2 separate regions of the Homo sapiens genome follow, and region 2 is linked to region 1. The links are chromatin contacts, found by Hi-C or POLR2A ChIA-PET in ENCODE. All regions are on one chromosome and are shown on one strand. The core of a region is the stretch at or near the end of the contact, and the rest is flanking DNA. Distances in the headings are between cores, read along the strand shown. Region 1 has its middle 18 kb from the start of ZDHHC20. Region 2 has its middle 21 kb from the start of LINC00539.

Region 1 (4,198 bases), core at 550-3,049:
CCTTCTTTCTTTCTTACTCTCACTCTCTCTTCATTCCTTTCTTTGTCGTCCCTTCCTTTCTCTCTTTTTTTTTTTTTTTGAGACAAAGTCTCACTCTGTCACCCAGGCTGGAGTGCAGTGGCACCATCTAGGTTCGCTGCAACCTCTGCCTCCCAGTTAAAGCGATTCTCCTGACTTAGCCTCCTGAGTAGATGGGATTACAGGCACCTGCCACCACGCCCAGCTAATTTTTGTATTTTTATTAGAGATGGGGTTTCACCATGTTGGCCAGGCTGGTCTTGAACTCCTGACCTCAAGTGATCCTCCCACCTTGGCCTGCCAAAGTGCTAGGATTACAGGCGTGAGCCACCTCACCCGGCCTTTTTTTTTTTTTTTTTTTTTTTTTTGGCAGGGCCTTGCTCCACCCAGGCTGGAGTGAAGTTGAGGGTTCCTCAAACTCCTGGGCCCAAGCGATCCTTCCACCTCATCCTCCCAAGTAGCTGGGATTAGGGGCATGCACCACTACACCCAGCTAATTTTTAAAACTATTCTGTAGAGACGGGGTTCTTGCTATTTTGCCCAGGCTGGTCTCGAACTCCTGGCTTGAATCTATCCTCCCGCTTCGGCCTCCCAAAGTGCTAGGATTACAGGGTGAGACACTGCACCCGGCCCACACATGATCTTTTTTTTTTTTTTTTTTTGAGACAGAGTCTCTCGCTCTGTCACCCAGGCTGGAGTGCAATGGCGCGATCTCAGCTCACTGCAACCTCCACCTCCTGGGTTCAAGAGATTCTCCTGCCTCAGCCTCCCGAGTAGCTGGGATTACAGGCACTAGCCACCACACCCAGCTAATTTTTTGTATTTTTAGTAGAGATGGGGTTTCACCATGTTGGCCAGGATGGTCTTGATCTCCTGACCTCGTGATCCGCCTGCCTTGGCCTCCCAAAGTGCTGGGATTACAGGCGTGAGCCACCATGCCCAGCCCACACATGATCTTTAACAGAAAAACTAACCATATAATAAAGAAGATATACAGAAAATTACAGAATATCTCAGAGATGACTTGCTTAATGAAGGAGAAACATTGTGGGAGGCTTTGAACTGACATGCCTCAGCTAAATATTGACCAACTCAGAGAAATTAGTGCTTTACCACATTTACCATTAGCACTTGCTGTTTGTGTTTGCTTACATTCGGCAAGGAAGGAAATTAATGTTTGGAATCTCTATGCAACATCTTGTTACTAGCCAGGTTATCTCTTCAGTATCATCAATGTCAAATCTTTATTGAAGCCTGCTCTATTCAAAGCATTCTGCTAGGTGCTAGTCTTCTTTCTAGGAGAGTTCTCTTGCCAAGAGGATGAAATGGGAGAAAACAGTGTGCTTATAGTACTTACCACACCTAGACTTATATAATATTTAAACATTCAATAGTGGGTGAAAATATATTAATAACTCCTTTATGCTTTGCAGAATGTCATGCGAGCTCTTCCCCAAAATTTTATGATCCAAAAAGAATTAAAGGAATGTTCACAGTAGCATCATTTCAAATAAAAATTCAGAAACAACATAAATATCTAGCACCATGAAAATGGATAAATTGTGCTCTAATTGTACAATGAAATTCTAGGCAGCTGTTAAAATGGCGAATGAGTAAATTAAGTTACTAAGCTATTGTCTCTCCGTTCCATCCCCTCGCTTGCACACATACTTGGCTTTGTCATGATGGGGCCGGTCCCAGACCCTGCAAAACCCGTTTCCCTTTGCTTGCTGGCGACGTGCTAGGCTCTGCCGATAGGGGGCAGTAGAGGGAGCCTGCAAGCCGGGAGGAGGGAAAGGGGCTCGTTCCTCTCTGTGTCCGGTCAGTGTTATTTGTGTCTGTACTCAGCCTTCATCCTGGCAGCGGTTAGTACCAGTCTCCTGGTTTTTTTTGTGTGTGTGTGTGGTTTTTTTTATGTTTTGTTTTGTTTTTGTTTTGCACTCCCGGAACCAGCCACATTGTGTCCTCTCCCCGCTCCCGCCACCCGCCCAGGCACTGGCACCAGGCGCCTCTTGGGAACGGCAGGCCTTTCTTTCCAGTTTCTGGATTTTAATCCCCCAGCCTCTTCTCTTAGTACCCTGGACCAGGGAGTGGTAGCTGCTTCCAGCATTTACTTTCTTCTTTGCTTCTTCACTCTTCTAGCACCTGTTTAACCAGCTCCTTCTATTAATTTTTTTTCTGTTAAGCTCCCCTTCCCCAGTCCTAAAAAAAAATAATAATAATAATCTATTGAAATACTTAATGTGGACCCTGACTCATACAATGACCATGTGTCAGGAACTGCAGATTTATAACACAGGTAGATAAGGAGGTAGAGGCATAGCAGACATGCATATATACATATTAGAATATTTCCATATACATATGTGTTATATATAAAATGCAGATATATACACATGTAAGTACATATGTATTTCTTACATGAGCTATATTTAGACCTATGTGTACATATATATAAAATTTCCTGCCAGGTGTGGTGGCTCACGCCTGTAACCCCAGCACTTTGGGAGGCCGAGGCAGATGGATCACCTGAGGTCAGGAGTTCGAGACCAGCCTGACTGATATGTTGAAACCCCGTCTCTACTAAAAAAAAACACACAAAAATTAGATGGGCGGCATGGTGGCGGGCACCTGCAGTCCCAGCTACTTGGGAGGTGAGACAGGAGAATTGATTGCATCCAGGAGGCAGAGGTGAGCCAAGTTTGTGCCACTGCACTCCAGCCTGGGCGATGGAGCGAGACTCTGTAGCAAAACAAACAAACAAACAAACAAACAAAACAAAGAATTTCCCCTAATCCTTACAATAAATGCTATGAGAAAGATACTATTATTCCTATTTTACAGGAGGAGAAACTGAATCTCAGGGAGATTAGTTAATTTCTACAATGCATAGCTAATAAGTGGTAATGCTGGGATTTGAATCCAAATATCCCCAACTCCACAATCTGTATCTTTCCCATATGCTTTAAAGTTGTTTAGACCTCAATTCAATCTATCCTTAACTGTGTTCTGCAATATAACTCAGTCCTTAGGCTAATCCACAACTGTCTTCTTACCTAATAGTGTAAGTAAATATAGCACTATTCTAATAAGTACTAGAGAATATAATCACCATAATACAAGACTGTTTCTGTGACTGAAGTTATGGGGAGGTTGAGAAAACTGTAGGAAAAGCATGGACATTTCTAACTCCAAGTTACTTGTCATTCATTCATTCAGTTAATATAATATAGTGCCTATTATGTGCCTGAAGATGTGCTGGACTCACGGTGATAAACAAAATAGAAATAGTCCTTCCTTTAAAAACTTTCCAATCTAAGGAAAGTGACAGTCTTTAATTAAATAATCATGCATAGGAGAAATACCTAACTATATCACACAGAGACTTAGCATAGACTGGGTACTTGACTACAAAGGCTGTTCTAAATGCAGCCCCCTGCCCCACACACGCACACTCAAGAGCTTGGCATCTGCCCCTCTCAATGTCTAGGACGGCATGCCTAGTCTGATTTTGTTTACCAGGAACTCATCAGTTCTCAGTCCAAAGTAATCTAAGAGAGATATCACAGTAATAGAGAAACAGAGATAGTGCAGCTACATAATGTTTTCTAAAAACCTGCTTTTCTGGTCATTTCACAACTTGCCTCCCATGTGACTTGTGACACTAATCAATGTTTTCAGTGGCAGCCTCTTAGCCCAGACTTTTCCTGTAGCCTAAATACAATCAACAACATATACCTGGACTGATCAGAGAATAATAGCCAGGAAGCTTTGTGAGGGACAAACTTCAAGAAATGCAGAAACAGCCGGGCGCGGTGGCTCACGCCTGTAATTCCAGCACTTTGGGAGGCCAAGGCGGGTGGATCACGAGGTCAGAAGATCGAGACCATCCTGGCTAACACGGTGAAACCCCATCTCTACTGAATATACAAAAAATTAGCCGGGCGTAGTGGCGGGCGTCTGTATTCCCAGCCACTCCGGAGGCTGAGGCAGGACAATGGCGTGAACCCAGGGAGCGGAGCTTGCAGTGAGCCAAGATCAGCCACTGCACTCCAGCCTGGGCGACAGAGCGAGACTCCGTCTCAAAAAAAAAAAGAGAAATGCAGAAACAGAAAATCTAACCAAACCAGAAGCTCATATAGTAATCAGGGCTGAGAATCTATTTATCACCCCACCATGA
Region 2 (4,198 bases), core at 993-3,492, 110 kb after region 1:
CTGCCTCGGCCTCCCAAAGTGCTGGGATTACAGGCGTGAGCCACTGCACCAGGCCAACTGATGTTCTTAAGCCATCTCTTTGAGCTGTAACTCATTAATGAACGCTTTACTGGAGAAATCAGAAAAGCATAAAAGGAATGGTTCTATTTGTTTTTAGAAAACACTCCAGATTATACTGTAGTTCCACTTAACACAGCTGTGTTGCTAGTGGATGAAATTAAGTCCCTTGTTTTGAAACACCTTAGGCTTCTGGGTGTTCGGAGGTGATGACACATGATAAAGTACAGCTAGTAGAATAATACATGTTATAAATATCTCTAATTATTTTAACAAATGAAATACTATTTTGTAGGTGGGATTGTTCATTCAGTACTTATTCCTGGGTTTGTGAGTGGGAGGGAGAGGCAGCACTAGGGTAGGTTTCTACAGATGTGTCTTTTTTTTTTTCTCTTTCTTTTTTTCGTTTGAGATGGAGTCTCACTCTGTTGCCCAGGCTGGAGTGCAGTGGCGCAATCTTGGCTCACTGAGACCTTCACCTACCGGATTCAAGCAATTCTTCTGCATCAGCCTCCCGTGTAGCTGGGATTACAGGCATGCACCACCATGCCCGGCTAATTTTTTGTATTTTTAATAGAGACAGGGTCTCACCATGTTAGCCAGCCTGGTCTCAAACTCCTGACCTCAGGTGATCAGCCCACCTGGGCCTCCCAAAGTGCTGGTGAGCCCCTGCGCCCAGCCAGATGTGTCTTTTTAGATGACAGGTGCAGAGTGATCTGTGCCTGTATTTTATATGGCTCTGGCTGTGTACACACTCTTTTTTGAGACAGAGTCTCACTCTGTCACCCATGCTGGAGTGCAGCAGCACAATCACAGCTCACTGCAGCCTCCACCTCCTAGGCTCAAGCAATCCTCCCACCTCAGCCTCCTGAGTAGCTGGGGCCACAGGTGCACACCATCAGGCCCAGATAATTTTTTGTATTTTTTGTAGAGAAGGGGTTCCACCATGTTGCCCTCACTGGCCTTGAACTCCCGGGCTTAAGCGATCTGCCTGCCTTGGCCTACCAAAGTGCTGGGATTACAGGTGTGAGCCACTGCGCCCAGCTAACACTGTCTCATTTACCATTACATTCCTAGTGACTAAAACAGTGCCAGACACATACTAGGCGGTCAATACTTTCTGAATGAATAGTGTAATTCCCTATATATGAACAATCACTATGTATATATGGAAACCTGGGAGGATGTATACCAAAATATCAACAGTAGTGTTTTCTGGTTGGTAGACATTAGGGTAATTTTACTTTCTTTTTTTGTTTAAATTTGCTACAACAACTACATATTATCTTTGTAAACAAGGTAGGGAAAGTTTATTCACTAATTCCTTCTCAGAGTATGATTATGGTGGCATAAATTGATGCAGTATTACAGGCACAAAGCCACTTCAGCAAACCTTTTTTATAAGGGCCCTAATACATTCATGAGGGAAGAGTCCTCATGACTTAATAACTTTCCAAAAGGCCCCGCCGCTTAATACTACCACAGTGGGGATTAAGGTTCAACACGAATTTTGGAGGGGCCACCATCATTCAAACCACATAGGTGGTATCAGAGAAGACTACGTGGAAAATGGGAATTTTTATCACCATCCAGCGATAATGAGGCCTCACACCTCCCATGGTGACATTAGAGACCACATGGGGAGCAGTAATGAGGCACCCCTCCCCCGCCCAGCAGAAGTGTTGTCAGTGGAAGCCAACTGGGGGGTCCCAAAATACCACTGCTACCAACAGTAATGAGATACTCCTCCTACCTACTGGAGTATCAAAGGAAGGCAAAGGGGGAACTTTCAAACACACACCGTAGAAATGAGATATGTGTGTGGTGAGTTCAGTTCACATGGCTGTGAGTGTTTAGTGGGTCTGGGGTTAGTCGAGGGAGGAGGCAGACAGAGGGGAAGGAAGGTGCAGCACAGAGGTAGAAAGAGGCCAGAGGTGTTCAGATCTGCAGGTGGCTCCTGGGGCGGAAGATAAAATGGGCCTGGAGGGGCAGGTCAGGGCTCTGTTAGGTAGGCCTCCGTGACAGGCTCATGAGTGGAAATTTCACCCTGAGAGGAGACCGCAGACAGATTTTAGGCAAGAGCCTGACATCAGAGAGACAGAAAGGTGTCATGTGGGGAAAAGTGCAGGGAGGAAATGCTGCTGGCCTGAGGCCACACAGGCAGTGGTTGGAACTCAGGATGTCATGAGACCCAAAGCAAGCCAGGCCTGGTGGGGCTGAGAGGTGGGCATGGGTCTGAGATGTGTTGTAGAAGGCAGAGTGTGCAGGGTTTTGTGCTGAGAGACGGGGGAGGTACTGAGGTCAATATCTGACGTTTTAAGCTCCAGGAAACTGTGAAACATTAAGATAGTGTGATGGACAATTTAACATGTCATCTTGGCTGGGCCACTGGGTGCCCACGTATTGGGTCAAACATTATTCCGGACATGTCTGTGAGGGAAGTTTTGGATGAGGTTAACATTGGTTTATCATCCCAAAAATGTATTATCGTGGATATGACTTATGTTTTAAATATGTGAGCATTATTGTGCTTTCTTGGACATCCACTGCCTAGGGCAGACCTCTGCCCTGATGGGTGTTCAGGCACTGAACTACCCATGTCTTTACTTTTCTCTATTCATTCATGATACTTTGACATCTGGGGCATTGCTGACTCTGGGGGGACTGCCCCACCTTCCCTATCAGGCTCTCACACGAGGGCTACTATCCATCCACCTGCTTTAGTCACCCCAGGGCCATTGCCAGACATTAGGGATAGTCATCTGCCCCAGAGCCCTGAAATTAAACTAGACAATCCTAAGCCTGTGTGCTCCGCTCACCCACTCCTCCCGTGGAAACCATAAAAAGGCTCCAGCCCACAGTTCCTCCGTCTCCCTCTGTTCCTGACTGGCCCAGTGTCTCCTATGAGGCCCCGTGTGCTGTGCTGGGCCTCCTGTTTCTAGGAATGTATGAGCAGAATAAGCTTCTTCTTCATGAGAGTCATTTTTGTGTCTGTGTGCCTTATCATCCTTAATTAAAACAGATCCTGGGGACCCTTAAAACACAGGTAAGCACTTGCTCATCCATTCTTCAGGAGGCTAAGTCTGGATCATCCGCCTCTGTCTCTTCTCAAACCCTTTCAGGGCGTAGCCTGGGGCTGGGGTTGCAATAAGAGCTCAACGAACGTGGCTGGCTGAGTTCTCCTGTGCTGTCCACCAGGCCTCCCCATCGGGTCTGTGCCTCCCATGGGGCTGTCTGTGTGTGTGTCTGATGTGGGGTGCCAGCAGCACAGACACACCAGTGTGTTGTGTTTCCCTCAGAGGCAGCCTCGGGGCTCAGCCTGCTAAGGGTGAGGACAAGGAGGTGCTGGGTGGTGACGTCTTAGACTTCATCTGAGCCTTCAGTGAATCAATCTTTTTGCTAGTGGAGGGTCTTGCTTCACTGTGGATGGCTGCTAACTGATCAGGGTAGTGGTTGCCAAAGGTGGGGGCGGCTGTGGCAATTTCTTAAAATAAGACAACAATGAAGTTTGCCTTGGCAATTGACTCTTCCTTTCGCGAAAGATGTCTCTGTAGCACGTGATGCTGTTTGATAGCATTTCACCCACAGTAGAATTTCTTTCCAAATTAGAGTCCATCCTCTCAAGCCCTGCCACTGCTTTATCAACTGAGTCGACGTAACATTCTAAATCCTTTGTTGTCATTTCAACATGTTCATGGCATCTTCACCAGGAGTAGATTCCGTCTCAAGAAACCACTTTCTTTGCCCATCCATATAAAGCAACTTCTCACCTATTTAAACTTCATCATGAGATTGCAGCAATTCAGTCACATCTTTGGGCTCCACTTTTAATTATAGTTCTCTTGCTATTTCCACCACATCTGCAGTGACTTCCTATGGTAAATTGACCAAAGTCTCAATTGAGCTTTTCGAAGGCATCCAGGGTTGGAATCGACTTCTTCCGAACTCCTGTTAATGTTGGCATTTGACCTCCTCCCATGAATCATGAATGTTCTTAATGGCACCTGGAATAGTGAATTATTTTCAGAAGGTTTTAATTTCTTTTGTCCAGATCCATCAGAGGATTCACTATCTGTGGAAGCTATAGCCTTACAAAATGTATTTTTTAAATAATAAGAATTGAAAGTCAAAATGACTCCTT

Evidence for each region. A loop is a pair of places that touch in the nucleus more often than their neighbours do. ChIA-PET counts read pairs that join two places held with the same protein, here RNA polymerase II (POLR2A). Pooled maps may share reads with other maps.
Region 2: a pooled map shows a loop between it and region 1 (2.3-fold over the local background). The contact joins two enhancer-like sites. A Hi-C loop is called at or near these places in 2 of 168 maps with a recorded cell type or tissue (B cell and heart right ventricle), 2 of 37 single-sample maps with no recorded cell type and 3 of 50 pooled maps. POLR2A ChIA-PET finds 5 or more read pairs at or near these places in 3 of 52 experiments (GM12878, H1 and T-cell).

Annotation. Positions count from the first base shown.
Region 1 is chr13:21,474,777-21,478,974 of GRCh38, reverse strand. No RefSeq gene overlaps it. Among named protein-coding and RNA genes, the nearest start is that of ZDHHC20, 18 kb to the right of the region's middle. RefSeq lists a silencer at 1,618-1,667. Within about 2 kb of position 1,799, at least 11 of the 41 ENCODE cell types and tissues checked have a DNase peak (open chromatin) inside an H3K27ac peak, as active enhancers do.
Region 2 is chr13:21,363,680-21,367,877 of GRCh38, reverse strand. It overlaps the pseudogene MIPEPP3. Among named protein-coding and RNA genes, the nearest start is that of LINC00539, 21 kb to the right of the region's middle. Within about 2 kb of position 2,242, at least 2 of the 41 ENCODE cell types and tissues checked have a DNase peak (open chromatin) inside an H3K27ac peak, as active enhancers do.